Linked DNA regions of Homo sapiens: regions 1 and 2 are each linked to region 3. A link is a contact called in ENCODE Hi-C or POLR2A ChIA-PET data. All regions are on one chromosome and are shown on one strand. Each heading gives the region's core, a stretch centred on a gene start or an enhancer-like site at or near the end of the contact. The rest is flanking DNA. Distances are from core to core; before and after follow the strand shown.

Evidence for each region. A loop is a pair of places that touch in the nucleus more often than their neighbours do. ChIA-PET counts read pairs that join two places held with the same protein, here RNA polymerase II (POLR2A). Pooled maps may share reads with other maps.
Region 1: a pooled map shows a loop between it and region 3 (4-fold over the local background). The contact joins two enhancer-like sites. A Hi-C loop is called at or near these places in 2 of 37 single-sample maps with no recorded cell type and 6 of 50 pooled maps. POLR2A ChIA-PET finds 5 or more read pairs at or near these places in 4 of 52 experiments (MCF 10A, OCI-LY7, RWPE1 and 1 more).
Region 2: a loop to region 3 is called in a map of Caco-2, with 4 times the contacts of the local background. The contact joins two enhancer-like sites. A Hi-C loop is called at or near these places in 6 of 168 maps with a recorded cell type or tissue (Caco-2, K562, Right ventricle myocardium inferior and 2 more) and 9 of 50 pooled maps. POLR2A ChIA-PET finds 5 or more read pairs at or near these places in 2 of 52 experiments (H1 and WTC11).

Annotation. Positions count from the first base shown.
Region 1 is chr1:204,645,751-204,649,210 of GRCh38, forward strand. The region is part of intron 1 of LRRN2 (leucine rich repeat neuronal 2); the gene reads right to left. Among named protein-coding and RNA genes, the nearest start is that of LRRN2, 38 kb to the right of the region's middle. RefSeq lists an enhancer at 1,750-2,420. Within about 2 kb of position 1,906, at least 2 of the 41 ENCODE cell types and tissues checked have a DNase peak (open chromatin) inside an H3K27ac peak, as active enhancers do.
Region 2 is chr1:204,961,124-204,964,750 of GRCh38, forward strand. All of the region lies in intron 8 of NFASC (neurofascin), which reads left to right. Among named protein-coding and RNA genes, the nearest start is that of CNTN2, 80 kb to the right of the region's middle. Within about 2 kb of position 1,853, at least 4 of the 41 ENCODE cell types and tissues checked have a DNase peak (open chromatin) inside an H3K27ac peak, as active enhancers do.
Region 3 is chr1:204,805,381-204,809,115 of GRCh38, forward strand. No RefSeq gene overlaps it. Among named protein-coding and RNA genes, the nearest start is that of NFASC, 21 kb to the right of the region's middle. Within about 2 kb of position 2,304, at least 2 of the 41 ENCODE cell types and tissues checked have a DNase peak (open chromatin) inside an H3K27ac peak, as active enhancers do.

The DNA.
Region 1 (3,460 bases), core at 656-3,155, 160 kb before region 3:
GAACCTTCTTCACAGGGCGGCAGGACGGAGTGAGTGCAAGCAGGGGAAATGCCAGGTGCTTATAAAAACCATCAGATCTCATGAGATTTATTATCATGAGAAGGGCATGGGGGAAACCACGCCCATGATTCAATTACCACCACTTGGTCCCACCCTTGACATGTGGGGATTATAGGGATTACAATTCAAGGTGATATTTGGGTGGGGAGAGAGAGCCAAACCATATCACTATGTTAGCACAGTGATTTCTCTCAGTAACAACCCAGGGCCTTTAGAGACCTGTCATCCCACCATGCTTGGCTACTTGCAATACCTGGCCAAAGTCTCAACCCCCAAAAAATGGGAGGGGGACCGGAGGAAAAAGTGGTGGCAGGGGAGGAAGACCTCCATGGTGAGAAAAGATGGGGAGGGGGGACTCCAGACACAGGTGAAATGGGAGAAGGGGCGTGGACCAGGCTGCCTGGACTGAACCAGCCCATCTCATTAGGGACCTGACTGCCTGTATTTTAGATCAGAAATACTTGACCTGACAAAACTTGGGATTTATTTCCATGCTTTCTTGGGGTAGGCTGTGTGCGTGTGTGTGTTATTTTTCGTTTAGTTTTTAGTGAACGTTCTTTTCAAAAAAACTACTCTTGTTTGAGTTGAAATTATGGGGAAACAGGGATAGTAGGCACCTGGGTTACTACAACCCAGGAGCAGTGCAGCCCCTCAGGGATGGCAGCTACAGTGGCAGACTCTGGGAGAGCTGGGGGAGCTGGCAGGGAGGAGGGAGAAGTTACATCCGGGGAACAATGGCTGCCAAGGCTAGATTTTCTCCCTTCATGAGAACCTGGGAGCTGGGACTCAGGCAAGATTCATGGGCCAGTCCAAACTGAGATGTGCTGGACAAGTCAATGTCCACCAGCTTTCAAAGATTCAATATGAAAAAAGAATGTGAAATATCTCATTCATGAATTTGTTATTGATTGCATTTTGAAATAATGTTTTTGATATATTGGGTTAATATGTTACTAATTTCACCTGTTTCTTTTGACCTCTTTAATAGGGCTTGCATTATATTTCTATTGGACATATATCTCTATATTCTAACATAGACTGTGGATTAGAAAGACTTAGGTTCAAATCCCACCTCCACCACTTGCTCAAGGACACTTGGCAGGTGAGCCCAGCTACAGCCACCAAAGACAAGATGAGCCCAGCCATGGGGAAAGAGCAACTGGATTCCAAGCCAGGGTTCCGTCTCAACCCAGAAGCTTTTACCCACTTCTTGTAGGGATGGCAGAGCCTCCACGAGTGTGGCTGGCTTGACTTTTGCTGCAATAGGCAAGGGGGTGCCCAAGAACTTGGCCTGCAGTGACTGGGATTGCAAGATTCTGATTCCAGGAAAGGAAGCAAGGAGGTTAAAAAAAAAAAAAAAAGGCTAGAAAGTTAAGGAGAAAAGAAGGCCTTAAAGAGACTGGTCTGGCAGGGTTAATAGTTTCTTTCCTTCAATAGAGATTTCATGCCACATTGAATAAATAAAATACCACACAATTGCAAAAGATGCATTCCACAGTATATTAGATACCACCACACTGTTACCCACATCTGTCAGCTACTACCATCAGAGTGACTGATGACTTATCAAAAGCCACTCTGACATTTCCAAATGAGATATTTTGATAGAGGTGCCATTCAACAGGGCCAAAAAAGCAGATAGAACTTGAATGTAAATGAGGAACATTTGTCACCTTTGTCTCACCTATTTAAAGGTTTCTTGTCTGACAACAAGGAAAGGGAGAGAGGGAGTGAGGGGAGAGGAGGTGGAGGATGGGCAGGTAAGAAGGTAAGAGGGAAGGGGAGAGAGCACCAACTCCAAAAGAGCCCAAAGGAGAAGGGCTGGTCCCTGAGAGCAGTAGGAAGTGAAAGAGAAGCAAAGCCCAGATGGACGGCTCTGATTTTTATGCGGAGTCACTCTATGACTCAGCAGGAAGGAGCAGTATCAAGAACAAAGACCAGAGCTGTCCAAGGTGGCAGCCCCACATGAGGCCACTGGGTATTTGCAATGTGGCCAGTCCAAATGGAGATGTGCTGGACATGTAAATGTACACCAGCTTTCAAAGATTTAATATGAAAAAAGAATGTGAAACATCTCATTCATGAATTTGTTATTGATTGCATTTTGAAATATTTTTGCTATATTGGGTGAATATGTTATTAACTTCACCTGTTTCTTTTTGCCTTTTTAATGCAGCTTGCATTATATTTCTATTGAACATACATTTCTATATTCTGACAGACTGTGGATTAGAAAGACTTAGGTTCAAATCCCACCTCCACCACTTACTCAGGGACACTTGGAAGGTGAGCCCAGCTACAGCCACTGAAGACAAGATGGGCCAAACCATAGGGAAAGAGCACAGGGTTGGAACAGGATGGGCTGGGGTTGGCAGCATGTGTGGAAACAGACAGTGGGGAAAATGTGAAGAGGAAAATGTCAGAGAGGTGCAGCCAACTGCACCTTCCCACAGTGAGAGAGGGCCTGGGCAGGGTGCAGAAGAAGCTGTAACCTCTCCCAAGGCTGCCCTCACTACTGGGTACATCTCAATGCCAAATCCCAGCATGTCAAGAGTTGGAAGAAGCCTGAAAGAGAATCCAATCCAGGGACCCCAAGAAAATAGGCCCAGAGCCAGGAAATTCCTTCCATGTGCTTTCCACTGCTTCCCCCGCAGCACCTCCAGTTCGTATGTCCACTGAATTGAGGGATGGTATCCAAGAAGCAACCGCTGCATACCAACAATGAGGTCCTCTTGTATGGCCCTGAGAGTTTTATTCAAGGGAGGCTTCACCTGCATGGACTTGTTACCACACAGTTGGTCTTCTAGCCTCGCCCCCCCACCCAACCTACTTTTTGGTTAGGTTGGTTTGATTCATTCATCCATTTATACTCTGCAGCTGTGTGCTGAGAACCAGGCCATGAGCTAGGGATACAGAAATAAATAAGACCCATCCCTGCCCTCCAGGACCACACAGTCTAGTGGTTTTGAAATGTGGAGCTGTTCAGACCACAGCCCCCAACCCTTAAGGTGGTGACCTTCCCCACTTTACAGCTAACTGAGATTACCCAGTGGTGGTGGCAGGCCCAGACAGAGATGGCTCCTGACCAGAACAGAGGCCTTTCCACTAGCCGAGCTGCCTCCACTGGCACATGGAGGGAGAGGCAGCTGCGTGGCGCTGGGATGAGGTCAGGCCAGAGTCATCAGAAGTCAGGTGGATGCACCAAAGCCCAGACCCTGGCTTCAGAAAGTACACCAGGTGAAGGGATTTGTGGAAGGCCACAGAGCAAATCAGCATCAAAGCCAGGACAAGAACTCAGGGTTTCTGATTCCTAACTAAACTCTTCAACCAGTGGCGGCGACTCAAAGAGGTGAATGAGCACAGGGCCAGTCTGCAGCCAGGAGCTGCAGCTGACTCCCTT
Region 2 (3,627 bases), core at 603-3,102, 160 kb after region 3:
TTGCTGGAAGGGACCAGAGGTAGAGAGGGAAAAGCTCCTTCAGGACGCTGGCGTGATGATGTGTCCTCTTCTGAAATGTCTTTCTCATTAAGGAGTAAATGCCCACGAGTTTGAATTACCTAACATTGGAACTGAAGCCACTGATCTTGCTCCATAAGGAATGTCTTCAATCCTGCATAGTCTAGAGAGCTTCGAACCTCCAGAACGTTCAGGAGGACTTTCCTAGTCTGAAATGTAGAACTCACAGCTTGCACTTTCTCCTGTCCCAAGCTCCAATTCTAAATTCTAAAGCCTGAACCTCAGGGATGTTCTCCCCACCTCACTGAACCTCTCCCGGCATCCTCACAAGGAGGGCTTTCTGCCAACAGAGACATCTCCAAGATCATAGTGGTGCCCACCTGGGCAGACTCCAGTGACACATGTTGCTGGGTGTGGCCAGGGCCCCTTGGCCCAACTCTTTTGGTCAATGACCTCCTCCCATTTACCACCAACCTCCTGCAGCTTAGCTTCTGCCCAGGCAGCACTTTGCTCTTCCCCGGAGCTCACTAACACTCCTTTCTCTTTAGCTGCTCCAAGAGCTAGCCTGACCCAGAGTCCTGGGAACTGAGGATTTTGATAAGAAGGAGTTGTTCAAAAGATGGCTACAGGACACCACTAATCCTTCTCTCATTTGTTTGAAAATATAGCAGGACCAATTAATTAAAGTTCAAACCTAATTTCTTTAATTTTAAAAAAACCATTACTGTATTATTGCCTTCTTTTGCAGGATTTAACCTTTTTTTCTCCTTTTGTGGGCTGTTTTGTGTTGCTTGTTCTTCACTGAGCGTATTGCCTTTCCAAATATGCCGTGTCTTTCCTTTGCAAAAGACCACTGCTGCCCTCCTCAGTTGTTTTTCTGGCTTTGCATTTGTTTTCTCTCCCCGTTTATGCCTCTGTGACTTCTCCGTGGCCTCCTGTTTGCTCACCCTCTTTTGTTTGTTACAGACCACCCTTATAATGACTCGTCCTTAAGAAACCACCCTGACATGTACAGTGGTGAGTCGCAGCGGTAACCTTGGGAGTAACCTTGCCTGTGCTAACCCCAGTTTGCCTAACTTGACTGATACCACGTCATTAACTCCTGCTGGGTGGCAGCTGGCCCAGCCAGGGTGCCAAGGTGACACCTCCAGAAGGCTGCCTGCCAGGAGGCAGTGTGGGGGTTTGAGGTGGCTCACCTGGTGGTGTGGTCTCCTCTAACAGGCATGCCTCAAGTTGCTGAATTCTCAACAAGTTGTTCAAACCAGGGTAGGACTTCAAAAGAACTTCTTGAAAAGCAGGAACTTTTACTGAAAAAGTAGAAGCTTAGGAATCAAGAATGGATGAAGGGAGACTATCTTAAAATAGGTGAGTTCCATAGTGAAGAGAAAACAGGAAGTCTGGTTCCTATTGGTAGTTGAAAGAACACAGAAAGCTTGTTAGTATGTTCAGTTAACTCTAGATAGGAATTGCCTGCTTTGTAATCTCACCTTAGTTACCGGGAGTACCATTTCACAGTGAGGTCCCGTGTCTCTTTAAAATCCATCTGGGCAATAGGAGTAAGAGTCCAGCTCTGAGTTCTCTTTCAAGATGAGTATAAATGAGGTGAAACCATCCACCGTACCCTCTCACCTAGGCCTCTCTCCTCCTTTGGTAGTATATGCAAATCAAATGCCCACCAGTCCACACTTGCGAGACATGGAACAATTACAATGAGGCATGGTTTTAACTCATGACACAGCTGGTTGCTCAGTCTGATTAATAGGGTAATTGGCTATTTCCACACCTGAGTTACCCCTCACCATGGCTCAAGAATGTCTTATTTTCCCTGAGCAGCCAGAGGCACCATCATTTGCTGGCTCTGGTGAGGCAGCTGGCCCCCATCATTAGTTATGCCTCAGAAGCTGAGGCTGCAGGTCCTCAAGGGACCTCACTGTGGGCTGAAACAGATAGGAAGTGTCTGCACTGTGATGTGCTAATACAAAGGATGATGAGTGACTGGAGAAGGGGATGGGATGAGGGAGCGCGAGCCAGGGAGAGAGGCAAAGGCTCTAACTTGGCACCAAGCAGCTAGAACCACACTGAGATCCTGCCAAAGAGATTCACTACCCAAGGAATCAGGGGACCTTTGTTGGATTCTAAGCATTGTTTGTTTTCAAGATAATGGGGCCAACTACTATTGTGTTAAGAGCCCCAGAGCCCTGGTATGGAATGGGCCTTGTTCTAAATCGGATTCCAGGTAATCTGTTATAGGAAGTATTCTGTAAGCCTGAGTGCATCAGAGCCAGAAGTTCCCTTAGAGACCATCTGGTCTAAGTTCCTCACTTTATGTAAGATAAGCCATACAGGGGAACGTACACATAGAGTTGTTTTATCAATGGAATAAGTTTGAGTGATTCCAGTCACTTAAACCAGTTTGTGACCATTGATCAAACTATTATTGCAAGAGAATGAGTGGGACTTATGAGATCCATCCAGGACTATGAAACAAGCAAAGCTTACAAGAGTTTACCTGGAGATTGACCCCTTGTCCTCAATCCAGGGTAGGACGGAGCTGACCCAAGTATGAAGCTGCTGGAAAGGATATAAAGTCAAAGGGAGACACATTTTGAACAAAAGACAACTAGGCTGATGCTTCTAGCAAGAAATCAAAGGGAAATGGAAGGAAGGAGGATGACTTCTTTCTGGAGTGCAGGCATCTGGACAGAGAGACTTGATGAAAAGTGCCCAGGGCATCTGTCTGTTTGGCTCTGAAATATGGCACGTCTCTTTTGTAGCAGGAGGGCCACCCCATACTTCTATTTTGTTTTAGTGATTTCTAGAGTGGATTGGTATCCTCTGAACACTGCTAGGTGCCCCCTGACCTGCTGAGTGGCAGGAGAATCTGGTCTGAGATTGTAACTTGCCGCTTAGGATTCAGCCAGGTGAGGAGACCAAGTGGTTAAGAGTGTGTGCTCTGAGGTAGACTGCCTTGAATTAAATCCAGGGTCCGGGACATACCATTGAGTGATGCTGAGTAAGTCATTTAGTGTCTCAGAACTTTAATGTTCTCATTTGCCAAATGGATGTATTACCTGTCTCATAGGATTGTTGTGAAGATTAAACAGGAGAATGTGCTTATGGTTCCTAGTATGTGTTGGGCACATTCTCGATACTTAACAAGTGTTACCCATTACTGGTTTTAAAGGGAATGGTTTAGTGTTGACTGTATCCTGGATAGTTCTTCTATGCTTCTGAAATTAAGAAGGACAGACAGAACTTAAAGAGAAGCCAAGGGGCAAAAAGCAGGTGCAATTATAGGAAGAAAGTACCATAGAGGGAGAAATTGTAGGGCAGACCAGAGAAACAAAAGCTGTTCAAATCCTCAGCTGTGCTGAGAACTGCATAAGAAGAAAAGCTCCAACTACTGCATATGAGGTTTGGGTTAAACTTACAGGAGAAATTTCCTGGTACTGAAAGGTATCAAATATTACTAGACAAAGAGTTTTTCCTATCTTCTGGGGTTGTTTGGTCAGCCATTCCTAGAGCAAGAGAGGTGAATGAGATGCCAAGAATCTGGCCCCATGAGTCTCTGGTTCTCAGTTCTGAGAATCGAAAGCAGCAAAGTGGTCT
Region 3 (3,735 bases), core at 1,054-3,553:
CCTCAAGCAATCCTCCCATCTTGGCCTCCCCAGTAGCTTGGACTACAAGTATGTGCCACAACACCCAGCTTGTTGATCTTTTCCTTACTGATTGGTAGGAGCTTTTACTCATTAAAGGAACCATTTGTTCATGATGTTGCAAATATTTTCTCACTCTGTCATTCATGCTTTTACTTTTTTATGGTGGTTTTTGCTACCATAGTAGAAATGTATGATCTGAGCTTATCAGTTTTTTCTTTTATGACTTCAGGGCTTGAACCATACTTAGATTGTGCACACTTCAAGATTATAAAAATATGCTCCCAGATTTTCTTTTGATACTTGTATAGGTTCAATTTTATTTTAAAATATTTGATTAGTGATCTAGTACTAGTTTTTCTTTTTGACTTTTGCTTGTTTAAATTTTTTATTTAATCCTAAATTTATTTTTAATTATTATGGATACATAGTAGTTGCACATATTTAGAAGTAGTTTCAATTTTAGGAATGATTCTGCTTTTTTAAGTTACAATCTATCTTGGATTTCATCCTTACCATTTTATGAAAGTCATCTCATTCTTTTTCACTGTGTTAATAGTTACTCTATCACATGGACTTACTATAATTCATTAAGTGTGGTAACTCATGACTGTAATCTCAGCATTTAGGGAGGATCACTTGAGGCTAGGAGTTTGAGGTCAGCCTAGGCAACATTAAGACCCCCATCTCTAAAAAAAAATAAAAAATAAATTAGCCAGGAGTGGTGGCACATGCCTGTAGTCCCAGCTACTCAGGAGACTGAGGTAGGAGGATCACCTGAGCCCAGGAGTTTTTCAGTGACTTATGATTGTGCCACTGTGCTCCAACCTGAGCAAGAGTGAGACCCCACCTGTTTAAAATAAAAGGGGAATAAGGCTGGAAGCATCACACTATCTGACTATACTACAAACGTAAAATGCACTACAAAGCAATAGCAATCAAAACAGCATGGTACTTACTCGCAGAAAAACAGACACACAAAACAACAGAACAGAATAGAGAGACCAAGAATAAATCTATGCTCTTACAGCCAACTGATTTCCAACAAAGGCATCAAGAACACACATTGGGCAAAGGCCAATCTATCCAATAAAGGGTGCTGAGAAAACTGGATATTCATATGCAGAAAAATGAAACCAGACTCCCTATCTCTCACCATGTCCAAAAATCAAATAGAGACGGATTAAAAACCAATGTAAGGCCCGAAACTGTGAAACTACTGGAAGAAAATTGGGGAACCCCTTCATGACATTGGTCTGGGCAAGGATTTTTTGAATAAGACCAAAAAAGCACACGCAACAAAAGCAAAAACAGGCAAATAGGATTCCATTAAACTAACAAGCTTCTGCACAACAAAGGAAATGATCAGCAGAGTGAAGTGACGACCTACAGAATGGGAGAAAACATTCATATACTTCGCATCTGACAAGGGGTTAATATCCAGGACACACACGGAACTCAAAGAATTGTAAGTCTTAAACGATGGCTTTAAACAAATTTTGTGAAAATTTAACCATCAGGTCTGGTATAAGCCAGCTCCAGGACACCACTGGAAGGGTTCCTGTTTTGGAAGCTGGACTCTGTCCTCCTCTTGGAGCCCTCGGAGAGAGCAAGCGAGGCTGCTCTGTTCTGGAGGCTCCGTGCCCCTGAGGCCTTTGACCCCGTTACCCGCGTTCCTCCCCTTGAAGCCCGGTCCCGCTCTCCCAACACCAGTGTTCTGCTGCCCCCTAATGGCAGCTTCTGCCATCTGCGGCTGTCCGGGAGCTAGATCCACCGCAAAGTCCACCAGCTCCGCTCCAGGATCAGAGACCCCTGAGCAGGTTAAACAATCTTCCCCCTCCACTCCAGACTTTTGGAACCCAAGGACGGCCGGGTCAGAGTACCCAGGACCTCAAGCCCCGCTGCCCCTTGTCCATCCCAGAATCGTGGTTTCCCACTGCCCTCTGCAGTGCCGCGGCGAAGTGATGAGCCCGGCACTGTGGCGCCACCTAGTGCCTCTGCTGGGTCAGTGGCACCTGCACCTGCACTGCCAGCCCCCTGCTGGGAGAATTCCGACTCAAGAACTGTAGTTTGTTGTGTGTTGTTTTTGCTTTGGGGCTCACTGGGAAACTCTCACCAGTCACCTGCATTACAGCCTGGGGCTTCCTGTCACTGTAGAGCAGGTAAGAAGAGGAGGGAAAGAAAAGACCTCAGCAGCACAGCACCAGACCTTCCTCCACTTGGTGGGGCCTTCTGACCACGAATGGTGAATAGTCCAACTAACAACTAAAAGCTCCAGCTGGGAGGACCCTGGAGCTCCCCTGAGCCTGTGGCCTTCAAACGGTACTGACCAAGCCCATCAGTAAGCAGTGCATTTTACAACGCAACAGTCCAGGACACCCCTGCGTTGAAAGAACTCAGGAAGCAATACTTACCCTTAGTATGCATAGCGTATTTTGACACTTCCATTACTTTTGATTCTAAAAAAAAAAAAAAAACTTGCCACAACTTAATAACTGAATTCACAGTTCATTAATGGGTCACCACCTACAGTTTACAAAACAATAATCTAGCCCTCAGTTCACTGAGAAGAAACAGAGGACAAAGAACAAATTTGCCCAATAGCAAATTAGGGGCAGATTCAGATCTAGGATCTAGAATCCAGGTCTCTGATGCCCAGTCTCATCACTTCAAGGCCTCCTCTGGGCTCTGTACCAAGTTCCTTTTGCACTGAAGCACAGAGCTCTGTCTCTCTCTGTGGCCCAGATCTATATAGGGCAGACTGTCAGGATCTGACTGCAGGCCCCTTTGTGCCCTGGAAGTAAGGGGTTGTCAATTGCTGTTTCTCTTATAATGAACTTCTCCTGTTCTAGCACAAGGCGGCAGCAAAGAGAAGCAAATGGCCTTGATAGTTGGAAGGAAAAAGGAGAAAATAGGCTCTGGGCAGTTCCGGTAACCTAACAAGTAAATGAGTAGCGTTAGCGTTTTGCTTGAGATCAAAAGCCAAAGGGCGGTATTTTGTCAAAGACCTTTGGAACTTAATTTTAAAAGTTAAGGAGGGCCAGGCATGGTGGCTCACACCTGTAATCCCAGCACTTTGGGAGGCTGAGGCAGGGAGATTCCTTGAGTCCAGGAGTTTGAGACCAGCCTGACAACATAGCGAGATCTTGTCTCTACAAATAAAAAACAAAAAATTAGCTGGGTGTTGTGGTGCACATCTGTGGTTCCAGCTTCTTAAGAGGCTGAGGCACGAGGATCCCTTGAGCCCAGGAGGTTGAGGTTGCAGTGAGCTGTAATCATACCACTGCACTCTAGCCTGGGTGACAGAGCAAGACCCTGTCTCAAAATAAATAAAGGCTAAAGGGTGTTGGGAATACTCTAGTCTAAACAATACCTGATGCACTGTTTGTTGCAGGAGTGTTGATAAAAAAGAAATCCGTAATCTTCCTAGAGAGCATATGAATTTTATTTTAAAATTTTAAAATGTTCAAACCCACTGATCCAGAAATTCCACTAAAAGGAATATATAAAGTGCTAATTTTATCCATACAAAGTTGGTCACCACAACATTTGATATTTTTTTGACAGAAAGAGCTAAATAATATCTACATGGAATTAGTTTTAAATCTTGTGTACACCAAAACCAAAAATGTAATACTATGCAGCCAGTAGGTAGGATGATGTAGAATGTGAAAAGCAGTTTACAAAATCCTATGTGTAGTATGCTCCCATCTGTGT